Linked DNA regions of Mus musculus: region 1 is linked to region 2. A link is a contact called in ENCODE Hi-C or POLR2A ChIA-PET data. All regions are on one chromosome and are shown on one strand. The core of a region is the stretch at or near the end of the contact, and the rest is flanking DNA. Distances in the headings are between cores, read along the strand shown. Region 1 holds the start of 4930558C23Rik (RIKEN cDNA 4930558C23 gene). Region 2 holds the start of Setdb1 (SET domain, bifurcated 1).

Region 1 (6,867 bases), core at 3,001-5,500, 46 kb before region 2:
TATTGACGTCCAGTCCTAACTCATGGTCTTTTTCACCTAAATGCTCTCCCCTCCACTGCCATCTTCATTCTCTATTGCCTGAGCTTTTGTTCCCACCGGCAAGAACACGCTCAGGACAACTGGAATCTTCTGCAGCAAAAGCTTTATTGCTTACTACTTCAGGAGCAAAAGCGAGAATGGCAAAACCCCATCCCTTTTAAGGAGAATTATCCTCCGCCTAGGACGTGTCGCTCCCTGATTGGCTGCAGCCCATTGGCCGAGTTGTCGTTACGGGGAAGGCAGAGCACATGGAGTGGAGAACTACCCCGGCACATGCGCAGATTATTTGTTTACTACTTAGAACACAGGATGTCAGCGCCATCTTGTAATGGCGAATGTGAGGGCGGCTCCCCACAATTCTCTCCTTTGGAACTTTGCTGACCACCGTCTACCAAGGCCACATGCCTGTCAACATTGGAGACCAAGTTCTTCTCTCCCCTCCAGATAAATCGGCCCTCACCTCTCTCTAAATGGCAGGGCGCTTTCAAGGTAATTCTCGTGACTCCTACAGCTGCTAAACTCAAGGGACTCTCTTATTGGGTCTACTTGTCTCATCTTAAACCTTTCACCCCTCCACCTCAAAATGACTCCTCTTCCTACAGGTTGACTCCAACAGGACCCTGCTCTCTTAAGCTATAGAAGATGTCGAGACTTCCCACTTTGTGCCCATCAACTAACATTAGCCTCTGCTTCAAAAAAAAATAAAAGGAAAATGAATAAAAATTAAATAAATTTTAAGCTAAGAGTGGTGGCACACAACTTTAATCCCAGCATTTGGGAATCAGAAGAAGGTAGCTCTGTGTGAGTTCCAGACCAGCCTAGTCTACATAGGGACTTCCAAGTCAGACTGGACTACATAGAGAACTCCAGGCCAGCCAGAGCTACATAGTGAAACCTTGACTCTAAGTCAATAAATAAGATATATTTTTAAAAAAAAATCCCAGCAGCCAACATCTCCTAGGTTCTTTTCACTAAAGCTAGGCTGAACAAATCCCTAAATGAGGTCAATTCAGAGATCCATTGTATACCCCAAAAGGCTGACTGCCTACTCCACTACCCATGGGTTTTACATAGGAGGTATTATCTGCACTATTAACCTTGTGCTGTCTTAGTCATTGTTGTATTGCTATGAAGTGACACCATGACCACAGCAACTCTTACAAAGGAAAGCTTTCAATTGTGGGCTTGCTTACAGTTTCAGAGGCTTGGTCCGTTATCATCATGGTGGGGAGCATGGTGGCAGACATGACAGCTTGGTGCTGGAGAAATAGCTGAGAAATCCTGATCCACAGGCAGGGAGAGACAATGGGTCTGGACTCTTGAAAACTCAAAGCCCACTGCCAGTGGCATGCCTCCTACAAAGCCACACCTCCTAGTCCTTCCCTGACAGCTGAGGACAATATATGAGCCTATAGGGATCACCAGCTGCCCAGCCCTGGTGGAGTTACTAGCTCCGATTCGACCTAGTGGATCAATTTCCTCCTCACCACGGGAGTGTCGGAAACTTGATTCTGTTTTAGCTGAAGTATTCATGAACCTGCATTCAGGGTGCAGGGCAGAAGGGACCCAGCAAACAAACCTCTCTGCTTTCCTAGGAGGGAGTGTGAAAGAGCGAGAGGCTGCCAACAGAAGGAGAGGACTGACCTAGCGACAGACAACAAACCTGGCCTCTGATGTCCCAAAGGTAAGCACTGCCTTCGCTGGGGGACCCCCCCTTGTTCTGAGTTTAGCCGCAGCTCTCATAAGCATGTGAGGAACCGCTAGGGGACGTTAAGAACTTTGTTTTAGAAACAGAAACTTTCATCTGAGGGAGGCTGATCCTCTTGGCTGTGGCCTCTTTTGGATTTAAGGACATGCTAAGAAACTGTCATTATCTCTAGACGGTAGGATTGCTTTGAGTTTGGGACCAAACTGGGCTACACAAATATACTAGATCAGCCAGGACTACCTAGTGCAACCCTATCTTAAAATACTAATCCAAAGTTTCCATGATTATTTCTTCATCACCTCTCCCTTCAGGGTTATTACACCCAGGAGAGAAAGCAGGATCTTTCTTGTTTAGATCCGTCCTGCCCCCCACCCCCTCATCCCACCCCAAGGAGTGGTAGGCTACTGTAGATGGGGAGGATGAAGGGATCTGGGAAGAAAACGCAGGAAGAAGTGACCGATCTTTCTGAAGGCTGACTTTGCATAAGATCTTAAATACAGCAGGACCAAGGTCAACATTAACCATTAGATTAACCTTACCTTCTTTTCTCTACTCCTGAGCAGTGCTATTTGGGTGAAATGAAATAGTAAGCTACAAAAAGAAAAAAATAAATCTACAATAGATCCTCTCTTGGGAAAACAAATTTTGACTGTGCCATTTTAAATCCTGTATCTGTCAAGAAAATCCACCTTTTTTATTTTTTAAATTATTTTATATATTTCTTTATTTTTGAGGCGGGACTTCTTTTGAAAGTCTCCCTGACTCCCACTGTATAGATCAGGCTAGCCACAGACTCTAGGTGACCCTCCCACCTCTGCTTCCTGATGCTGAACTGAAGGTGTGAGCCAGCACGCCCTTCAAGAAAAACGACTTTTTCCTGGTATGGTAACTCACACTTGGAATTCAAGCATTCTAGAGGTTAGAATAAGATTCCTGGCAATATGAAGCCAGCCTGAACTGCCTAGTGAGTTCAAGGCAGAAAAAAGATATAGTCAATACCCCGATTTAAGAAAAAAAAAAAAAGTTTTTGTTAGGCCTCGGGCAGTCCAAATAACAGAAGCATTTCTGTCAGATAAAAGGCAGCATTCCTCAGGAACTTGTGAAACTGGTTCCCATCTGCCAAAAGGCTTAATTTTTCTTGCCTCTGTCTGTCTGTCTGTGGCACCTATCAACATATCATGGCCCAGTCACAAGTACCTGTTACCTGTTTCAATGTCTACAGCAGCATCTTAGCCCTTCCTTCCTCTGGTCTCCATCTCTTGCTGTCTTGCTCTCCCCATTAATCACTCCCAGTCTCCCTCCCTCCTAGCTAACCCTGGCCATGTCTGGTCTGCTGGCCATAATCAGTCTACTTCTTTCTTTCTTCAATCTAGACTCTTCCAGGTGCCTCTGGCTGTCCTTGCTCTCATATCTATAATAAAAACTTGACCCATGCCCTAGAGCAGCCCTGTCCCAGTTTCTTTACTGTGCATAAAGTCTTCTTTCTCTCTCTCTCTCTTTCTTTCTTCTTTTCTTTCTTTCTTTCTTTCTTTCTTTCTTTCTTTCTTTCTTTCTTTCTTTCTTTCTTTCTTTCTTTCTTTCTTTCCTTCCTTCCTTCCTTCCTTCCTTCTTCCTTCCTTCCTTCCTTCCTTCCTTCCTTCCTTCCTTCCTTCCTTTCTTTCTTTCTTTCTTTCTTTCTTTCTTTCTTTCTTTCTTTCTTTCTTTCTTTTTTTTTCCAGACAGGGTTTCTCTGTATAGCCCTGGCTGTCCTGGAACTCACTTTGTAGATCATTCTGTTTTATCTTGAGATAGGCTGTCACACTGTAGTGCACACTGGCCTGGAACTTCTATTGTAAAACTCACATCCTCTTTCCTCTGCCTTTAGAATACTTGATTAAAGACATGGCCACCCAAGTCTGGCTTCCAACAATTCATTGGCTTTTTTTTTTTTTTTTTTTTTTACTTAAAAATGTATTTGGACCTGAGCGTGGTGGCTCACACGTGCAATCTTAGAATTCAGCTGGCTGAGATAGCTATATTACCACAAGTCCGCGGCAAACCTGGACTACAGGGCACGTTCTAGTGTGATGATAGCCTTTCTCAAAATAGCAACAGCAAAAATATTTATTTAATTTTGTACCTAAATACTCATGTTTCCTTTTACTAAAGAGGTATTTGTAAACGTTAGTTCCTATAAAACCTAGATCTTTGCACATGAAAATAAGAGCCAAGGGTATTTTTATTTTTACTTTTAGGGAGAGAAGAAAGTCAGGAGCCTCATGGCTCTGAGTGAGAAGTCAGTGGGTAAATGAGAAGGTCTTTGACTCTGGGTCCAGGGATTCCAGTGTCTTAGTGAGGAGATAGCAGATGGAGAGGATTCTGTGCGTTCTGGGTTCTGGATATTGCAGGGCTTCCATCTCTGGGTGTCTCCCTCAGTTCTATGACGCTGACCCTTCCTGATTCAGAATCTCTGCTTATGGCCCTTCTATGCTCTCTTCACAATGCAAACATTCCACTGTCTCTAGTTCTTTCGGTCTCACCCACTGTCATTGCAGTTAACCTCCCTGAGGTGGTTTCAACTGCAAATATCTTGCTCTTGGTAACTCCTAAATTCCAGTCCTACAATATGGTGTACCTCCCGAGCATTTGCGTAAGTATTTTTGATTTTGTTTGTTGTTTGTTTGTTTTAAGACAGGGTGGGTGTCTCTGTCCTGAACTTACTATGAAGACCAGGCTGGCCTCAGAGTCAAAGATCTACCTACCTCTGTCTCCACAGTGTTAGGATTAAAGGTGAGTGCCATCAGCCAGGAGGGGGCAGCTCATTCCTTTAGTTCCAGCATTCAGGAGGTAGAGGAAGGCAGATCTCTGTGAGTTCAAAGCCAGCCTAGTGTAGAGTTAGTTCTAGGATAACAGCTACATAGAGAAGTCCTGTTTTGGGTGGAAAGGGATGTATGCCATCTGTAGCTACAGTTCTAGGGAATCTGGCATCCTCTTCTGACCTCCAGCTTGTTTGGTTTGGTTTGTTTTTTTCCGAGACAGTTTCTCTGTGTAGCCTTAGTTATCCTAGAACTCACTCTGTAGATCAGGCTGGCCTTGAATTCACAGAGATCCACCTGCCTCTGCCTCCCAAGTGCTGGGATTGAACGCCTATGCCTCAGCTTGTTTTTGTTCATTTGAGACAAGGTCTGTCTCTTTATGTATTCCAGCCTGTCCCAGAGCTCACTGTATAGACCAGGCTAACCTCAAACTTACAAAGATCCACCTGCCTTGGCTACCTCAAACTAAACCAGTTATCATCATACAAATATCAGCTATTTCTGAAATGAAGAGCTTAGCTAATGGCAACCTAATATTTTTCTTTCTGCTTTATAAATTGCAGCCTCACAGTTTTATCATTTATCACTTCCTTTTACCTTCCCATCCTCTATCATTTTGTGGTTTTGTTTGGTTTGGTTTTGGAGGGGATGAAATCTTCCAGTGCTTACATAGGGTGAGGATATTAATACGCTTCCATCCAGAAGTGGCCTGTAGGTTCCCACCTTAGCTTATGGTTAACTCAGTGTTTAGAGCACATGTTGCTCTTCTAGAGGGCCAGCATCCATTCGGGTGGCTCACAACCACCAGTAACTCCAGTTTTAGAGAATCCAATGCCCTCTTATGGTCTCCTTGGGCATCTACACATGTGCACAGAAACACATACAGAGAGACACACACAAATAAAAATACAATAAATTTTTAAAAATAGTACATAACTGCTCTGGGACAAAGCCAAAAGGTTATTTGTTTTCATTATTATTATTATTATTATTTGTTGTGTTTGGCCAGCAGACCACAACCTGGGTTCTAGCCTGGAAAGGCATTTTGGAAACCTGGAAGAGAAGAGGGGCTAGGTGGCGAGAGAAAAGAATGTAGCCAAGACAGTTACTCTGATCAAGGCTCAAATTTTATTGTTGTGACACTAGTTATGAAGGAAGGGGGAGGGGACCCGATTTTCGCCGAATAATCTCGGGTCCAGTAGAAAGGTGCACGTGTGTGGCTCCTCAGGTTCCAGCAGTGGGCGTGGCAGAACGAATGAGCAGGAAGCTCCACCCCGAGCAAGCAGGTTTCAGGCTGGGGGAGGGGAGACTACATCTCCTCCCTTTTATTAACAAAATTAAAAAAAAGAAAAAGCTGGCCTGAGGGGGGAAAAATTATCTATGCTCAATAGTTCTGCCTGGAATCTAGGGCTAAAGAAAAAACTTGCTTTACTGGGATTCTTTAACTTTTCTTATGGTAAACTCTATCTGGCTAAAGACTGTCCTTTCTTATTTTAGTGAACAACTAACTGAAAAGCCTGGAGCTGTAGGCTCTGACTTTATAATGCTAATTAGTACTTGGTAGGTAACTTTCTAGTTGAATTTTAAGTAGGGCGTTGGAACTTTGGCTAAGTTTGACTGAACAAATGTGAAATACACTATAATAACACTAAGTTGATATTTCTCAGCTTTTTTGGATGATAGGTGGGAAACAGGGAGAAGGAGTTCGACCGGCTCTTGTAGTACAAGGCCAATTGGCTTTTTTATTTGGGTGGGAGGCAGTGAAGGGCTTGCCCTTTCAATAGTACGTCTCCAATCTCTCTCCCCCCTATTAATTAAGTTAAATAAGGCAACGCTTAACTGAGGTGATCAAATGATTTTCTCATCCGTAGATGAGTGGGTTTTTAACCTTGGCTTGGGTGGACATGGACCCGATTTTTTTCGTGGGTACTGGTAAAACCCACACATGTGGCTCTCGGTATCTTTTGGGGAGGCGAGGTAGAGCCGGAAAATATTTTTTATTTTTAACCAAAATATGATACCAACCTCTTTTAAACCGGGTTTATCTCACAGGAAACTTAGAAATGGTCAAGCTGGACCTTCCCTTGCAGTAGTTCTGCACCAAGCGGTGCCCATACTGAATTTGTACAATCATAAACCAGTATGCACAGTTTTGAGTGCTGTGCAGCTCCTAAAGGAGAATTATCAACCTCAGAATTAGTAAAGCCTAAGCAAGAATTATGTCGTTAGTAACACCACGATTTGTGGCTAAAATAGGAGCTGGAAGTCGTTCCTCCTCATCCCTGTTTTTTCTACAGCCTATTGAGCTAAGGACACCTTGCAGTA
Region 2 (7,219 bases), core at 487-2,986:
CCACAAAAGCCAGAAGGTATTTATATACATATTTTCCAGGTCATACCTCAGTAAAGTCTACCTCCATGTAGGTGCCAGGTCTGTCTCCCGGGTACCTCTTCCCTGGATGCACCATAGTGCAGTAGACATTGACTTTTGCAGGGCACACACTTGTGCACCACCTGCTCCACAAGGTGTTTTAACCCTGGTACATGGTACTTAGTCTTGGAGAATGTCTGGATAAGCTTGTTTACCCCTAGGTGAGTCCACTGGTGCATCTGTTTGATCATAGCCTCTGCTTGTCTTTGTGGCAGGATTTTCTCTCCCCCAGAGGTGTACCACAGTCTCTTATTTTTGTTGAACTGATGACTGGAATCTTTGAAAATGAGGGCTAAGTCCTCTGCTGTGTAAGTAAACTCCGGGACCGGTTTTTTGGGCTCTGTTGCCAAGAACACGAGGGCCATGGCTGCCCAAATGTTTTGGATTCCTTAAAGACACACACAAACACACACAAGGGCTGGAAAATGATTTCGTATTTAAGAACACTTATTGTTTTCCAGATTATTTTGAGTTTGAATTTTAGTGCCTATGTTGGATGGCAACTGTCTGTAACTGCAGTTCCATAGAATCCAGTATTCTCTTCGGGCTTTTGAGGCCAACTTGCACTTATGGGCACATATGCATACACAGACACACAGGTGTACAGAAAAATATATTTTATATAGATACCTTGCAGGACATGGTGGCTCACAGGTTAATCCCAACAGGTAGAAAACAGAGGCCGGTAGATCTTTGCACAGTCTACATAGCAAGTGCCAGACCATCCAAGATTACAAAGCACGACCCCATGTTAAAACTACCACAACAAAACACTTCTTGAGTCTGCTCTTTATTTCTGTGTTTCAGCTTCCTTTACCCTTGCAGGCAGGGTTATGGGAGGACAGTGGAAGAAGACAGTGTACTTGAGTTTGGCAGTTTATTTGTAAGGCTGTTCTTAGGCTAGAGGGGTGTGAGCAGTGCTGGGAGATTGGCCAGATCTGCTGTGAAAGTAATGGCATTCAAAGATGAGTAGGCAGAAAGAAGCAAAGAAAGAAATGAGAGCTGGGCAGTGGTGGTGCACACCTTTAATCCCAGCACTTAGGAGGCAGAGGCAGGCAGATTTCTGAGTTCGAGGTCAGCCTGGGCTACAGAGAGAGTTCCAGGACAGCCAGGGCTATACAGAGAAACCCTGTCTCAAAAAAAAAAAACAAAAAAAACAAAAAAAAAAAACAAAAAAACAAAACAAAACAAAAACAAAACAAAACAAAAACAAAAAAAAACCTCAAAAAACAAAAAACCTTAATCTTGTGAAAGATGAAAACTACACAATCTCAGTGATAAAATGATGAGTTTTTTGTTGTTGTTTATTTGTATTTTTCTTATTTCCTATATGAACACTCATTAATTTTGCTAAAAAATTAATTTTATTACTAAAAAAAATCTTCAAATTAAAACAATAATCAACTATATTGGCCACCTGTAGGGGAAGAGCTTCCATAAATGACTCCGGAAAATACCTGCTTTGTCCAACTAGCCCCTTATCTGGAAATGCCCTACTTCACACATGCATACTCTCCTTAAATTCCCATAACCCCTGTACCGCAGCGCTATGCAATAAATTTGGTCCCTTCGGGCTACCGTCGGAGAGGCCGGAAGGACGCTCCCTATTGCTTCCGGACCGTCGGTTTGCTCCCCGCCCCCTCCTGCCTCCTCACGCTGTTTCCCCTCCCCCGCCGTCTCTCCTTCAGTTTGCCTGGGTTTGGCAAGGCGGAGCCCTGGAGTAAAACCTGGGGTCGGGGTTGTGAGACGCGGCCCTTGCGGTCGGGCGCCAGAGTTGTGGGGAGGACGGACTGAGGTGCGCTGAGGCCGAGGTGGACCTGGGAGGCTTGGCTGGTGCGAGGCTGGGGCTGTGTGTGGGAACTTGGCGGGAGAGGAGCGAGCCGGGGGCGGGCGGGCCTGAGGCGGCGGCTGCGGGTGGGCGCGAGGCGGTGCGTGGGTGAGGCGGTGCGTCGATGAGGCGCGGGAAAGCAGGAGGGCGGCAGGCTGGAGGCTGCTGCGGTTCTGCGTGGCCCGGGCGGCCAAGCGCCTGTGCGCGTTATTCCGAGTGTGGCTGCTGGGTGGTCGCCATGGCTTCAAGCTTTTGCTCTGATCACGTAGGGATGTCCGACTTTTCCTCTCTTCGTCCCTTTTCTTCTTTGCTGGTCGCAGACTCCCAGGGCCTGGTGCAGCCGGGAAGCCCATCCCTTGTGCAGCTGCCCTCTTGCATGGCCCTAGGAGGTTTTAAAAGCCACCTTGCCACGGGAAAGCAAAGAGCCGCGAGGAAAAGGAGGACTAAACAACCCGGGTGGAATTAGTTCATTGCGGCTCACCTGTCTCCAGCCGCCGGTGCCTCGGTTAGACTCGGTGTAGTGACAGAGCCAATTAAGGAACAAGTAGCTCCCAGAAGTATCTTCCTTGGTCGATAAGCACTCTTCGGTTTCCTGAAACCTTGTTTTAGCTAGCTCCCTGGTGCGTGTTGGAGTTCTCCAGGGTCTCCCCGCTCTTAGTTGTTACCCAGAGCTTGGGTCTGTGTGAGAAGATGAGGCTCCCCGGGAAATCTCCAGATCGCCTTGTGGAGGAGGAGGGGAGAGAACAGAGTTTGCAGGCTTTTGATTATGAGACAGAAATGGTGTGAGCCTCGGTTAGAGTTGTTTTCGCTTCTTGTTCATCCTGCACAGGGCCAAAGCATGTCCTCCCTCCCTGGGTGCATGAGTTTGGCTGCAGCGCCAGCTGCAGCTGACTCTGCAGAGATTGCTGAGCTGCAGCAGGCGGTGGTTGAAGAGCTGGGTATCTCTATGGAGGAACTTCGTCAGTACATTGATGAGGAACTGGAAAAGATGGACTGCATACAGCAGCGCAAGAAGCAGCTCGCAGAGCTGGAGACGTGGGTACTACAGAAAGAGTCTGAAGTGGCTTATGTTGATCGGCTGTTTGATGATGCATCCAGGTAGGGATTCCAGGAAGCAGAAGTAAATGTCCATCTGTGTCCTCCTTGGAGTGACTGTTGTTGTCATTGTCCTAAGCACTTTATACTTTGGCGACTTCAGTCAGGTGGGGCCTTACTCTTCCTCTGAGTTTGTAATGCAGAGTTGCAACAGAACACTTTTTCCCTGTGGGTAGCTGCTATGTGATCAGCAGTAGTTAGGTTAAAGGCTTGAATTCCCTTCTCTTCCTCCTGGACTGAACTTCCTTCCTAAGATCCCCAGAAAGTGAAGATTGTAGAGTTGCTGTCTTTTCTGTTTTTCTGAGACAGAATCCCAATACCTAAATCTTGCTGGCCTGCAACTTGCAGAGATCTGCCGACTTTTGCCTCCTAAGAGCTGCAATGAAATGATCCTAGCTTATGCTTGTTGAGTTGATTGGGGTTTCATTCGTTCATCCATTTTTGATACAAAGTCTCTTTACGTAGAATTGGCTGCCCTAGAACTCACCATATAAACCATATTGAGCTGGACTCATAGAGACCCATCTGCCTTTGTTTCTCCAGTGGTGAGATTAAAGGGATGTTTCACAGCACCCAGCAAAATGAAGTTGATATTTAAAGCTGTCTTCTTAGTTCCCAAAGCCACATAGATAATAAATATCAGATATTAGGACTTTTGTAACAGCAGGTGGAAAATTGAAGTCTAGAAAATTGTTTCATAGAAGAATTACATGGAAACAAACATTCTGTGGAAAAGCATTCTAAATAGGTACTTTGGAACATGTAGAGCAAACAGTCTATATTTAAATATACATAATTTCCTGTTACTGTGTTGTGTTTTGTATGTGGGGGGGGTTGTTTTTTGTTTTTGTTTCTGTTTTTGTTTTGTTTTATTTTTGAGACCGTTTCTTTGTAACTCTGGCTGTCCTGGAACTACCTCTGTACACCAAATTGGCCTGGAATTCAGAGATCTGCTTGCCTCTGCCTCCTGAGTGCTGGGTTCTGTTTTTGTTCTGTCTAAAGGTTTCTTACTCTGTAGGCCATGCTGGCCATGAACTGTATTGACCATGAACTCTATTGACCATGAACTCTATTGACCAAAGTGACCTCAAACCTAGCTAGTCTTGGTTCCTCAGGCTAAGGACTAGGATTACATGTGTGAGCTCAGAGGCTAGGTATTGTATAAATGTATATACATTGTAATGCTCTTGTACTGCACTGTCTCCACTGGCTTTGATCTTTTCTGCATGTGTTCCAATATCAGGGAAGTGACTAACTGTGAGTCTTTGGTGAAGGATTTCTACTCTAAGCTGGGACTACAGTATCATGACAGTAGCTCTGAGGATGAAGCTTCCCGGCCCACAGAGATCATTGAGATTCCTGATGAAGATGATGATGTCCTCAGTATTGATTCAGGTAAATGATGAAGCTTTGGTCAGAAAAGTCTTAGAATGGAAGCTGAAATACTGGAAGACAAGTATGTTGCACATAAAGAATCACATTGTCATTACTTAATATGCCAAAAACCTGACTGACTTATTATGACAACAAGTAAGTATTCTTAGCATCGTAAGTGTTTTCTGTATTCTGATTGCTTCCTTTCCCCATTTCAGATAAGGTATACTTATTTTCTGTCTTTTCCCCCATGTGTTTGTGTGTAGTTTGCCTATGTCTGAGTTTCTTTTTCAGTTACTGTGATCAAATAATCTGACAAAATCATTTGAAGGTTAAGGGGGCTGATCCTGGTTCCAAGTTCCAGATCATATCCATGATGGTCGGGGAAATCACAGTGGCAAAAGCCTAAAGCATCTGGTCACATTGTTCTGCAATCTGGAAACAGAGGGAGTGTCTCATCCTGCTGCTCCTCCAATCGCTCTCTTTATTTGTGTATTTATGAAGTCTATGGAATGGTACCACTCACGGTGGGCTGGTCCATCCACCTCTACATAGTCAAAATAATTCCTCATTGGCTTGCACAGATTTCCATTTCACAAGTCATTTTAAATTCTGTTAAGTTGATATCAATGGTCACAGTGTTCCTACCCATGTTTGGGAGTAGAGGTATATGGGTGGGTGTACATATATGTAGAATTCAAAGACTTATATCAGGTTTATTGCTTGATCACTCCTCTCTTTATTATGGAAGCAGGGTCTTGCTGAACCAAGGGTTTGCCAATTCTAGCATGTGTAGATAGCCAGCTCAGAGTGGGTTTCTGCCTTATGAGTACTAGGATTACAGGTTTGGGGCCTGAGGATCCAGACTCCAGGACTTGGGACTTGTTTGGGAAACACGATATGCTGGCTATCTCTCTAATGCTTTTATTTTGCAATAGGATTTCACAGTTTCTGGCTAACTTCTAACTCTCAGTATAGCCCATGCTAGCTTTGGACTTCGAGCAGTACTTCTGCTTTTTTTGTTTGTTGGTTTGTTTGTCTTGTTATTTTGAGACATGCTTTCTCTGTGCAGCCCTGGCTGTCCTGGAACTCACTCTGTAGACCAGGCTGGCCTCAAAGTCACATCAACCTGCCTGCCTCTGGGAAAGGTGTGTACCATCACCACCTGGCAAAAGTTGCCTCACCCCACCTCCCATTTATTGATTGATTGATTGTTGATTTGTGTGTGTGTGTGTGTGTGTGTGTGTGTGTGTGTGTTTTGTTTTTTCAAGACAGAGTTTCTCTGTGTTAAGAGAGCCCTGACTGTCTTGGAACTTGCTTTATAGACCAGGCTGGCCTCTAACTTAAGAGATCCTCCTCCCTCTGCCTCCCCAGTACTGGAATTAAAGGTGTGTGCCACCATCACTCAGCTCTATATTGAGTTTGCGTTCAGAATCCTAATCAGAACAGTTTGATACTGTGAGGAATTGTCAAGCCTCCATCCACAGCTCCCTTCTGGGCTCTAAGAACTTTATTGCCAATTGTAGATTGGGTATGTCCTACATCCAGATAGCAAGGGATGTCACCAGGCTGACTTTCATCTCTAGCCTCCATAGATCTTTTTCATGCCAAACCTACTGAGAAGTCTGCTGGCAAGCAGCAGGCCAGTACAACAGGCTATAGCATAATTTGTTAGGCCAACTTTGACGATGTCATTTGGTATAGTTCATGTGCATATACTGTCCCGACTGTTATATTTCCTATATAGGGATATGGATTCTGACAGATGCTATCTCTGTTACATGAAATTTCATCCTGTATTTGGGTTTGTTGTACTTATTGTGTTTGATCATCAATCCCTCCATTTTCTGGGAAATGTTGTGGTTTCATTTTTCTTTAGAATTGCATACTGCTCCTCTTACTTATATGTACTAGCTGGTCATCCATTAACTTCTTGATGAGTGATTTTTGAGACAAAGTCTCGTGAAGTCCAGATTTACCTCAGACTCACTGTGTAGCCATAGCATGCCTTCGTTCTTCTTTCCCAAAGTCATTATTTTAGACATATGTCTCGCTCTTTTATTGTTTAGAGGGTTTTTTATGTTTGTGTATTTTTAGACACTGTTATAGGCCAGGCTGGCCTCAAACTCAACACATGACGGAGAATTATATTCAGCCCCTGGTCCTTCTACCTTTACCTCCAACTCCCAAGTGCCAAGATCATAGGTGTCAATATGACAGTTTTTTACTTATCCTTGATAGTTACATGCATATATAAAAATGTATTTTGATCATGTACACAATCTTTCATGTTCCCAACTAACTTACCTTTCCTCTTCCTTCTTTCATGTATTGTTTTGTTTTTTAATTTTTTCCTAATCCGCTGAGTTTAATTTGGATGTGGGATTCTTGGGTAACTTACCAGTGGCTACATCCCTGATGAAAAATTGTTCCCTCCCTCCTCCAGCAACCTTTAACTGCCAAAAGTTCCTCAGGGAGGGGTGGGTCTTGGTGCCCCTCCCCCATTCTTGCTGGAATGTTGACTGACTTGTTCTCTTTTTTTTTTTTTTTTTTTAAGATTTATTTATTTATTATATATAAGTACACTGTAACTGTCCTCAGATACTCCAGAAGAGGACATCAGATTTCATTACGGATGGTTGTGAACCACCATGTGGTTGCTGGGATTTGAACTCGGGACCTTTGGAAGAGCAGTCGGCGCTCTTAGCCACTGAGCCATCTTGCCAGCCCGACTGACTTGTTCTTGTACAAGTCTTAAGGGCTGATAACCAGTGTGGCTGGGAGTTGAAGAGTCCAAGGGCCCTATCAAGTCTAGAAGACAATCTTTCCCAACATTGCTTCCCT

Evidence for each region. Hi-C counts contacts between places; a loop is a spot of excess contacts on that map. ChIA-PET counts read pairs that join two places held with the same protein, here RNA polymerase II (POLR2A).
Region 1: a map of mouse trophoblast stem cell shows a loop between it and region 2 (2.0-fold over the local background). The contact joins the promoter of 4930558C23Rik here to the promoter of Setdb1 in region 2. A Hi-C loop is called at or near these places in 8 of 37 maps with a recorded cell type or tissue (CH12.LX, Patski, T-helper 1 cell and 4 more). POLR2A ChIA-PET finds 5 or more read pairs at or near these places in 1 of 5 experiments (Patski).

Annotation. Positions count from the first base shown.
Region 1 is chr3:95,400,215-95,407,081 of GRCm38, reverse strand. It overlaps 4930558C23Rik (RIKEN cDNA 4930558C23 gene), which reads left to right and starts at 4,250. Exons shown (of 2, transcript NM_001384190.1): 1 at 4,250-4,376.
Region 2 is chr3:95,351,719-95,358,937 of GRCm38, reverse strand. It overlaps Setdb1 (SET domain, bifurcated 1), which reads left to right and starts at 1,736. Exons shown (of 22, transcript NM_018877.3): 1 at 1,736-1,873; 2 at 2,736-3,004; 3 at 4,245-4,396. The coding sequence starts at 2,745.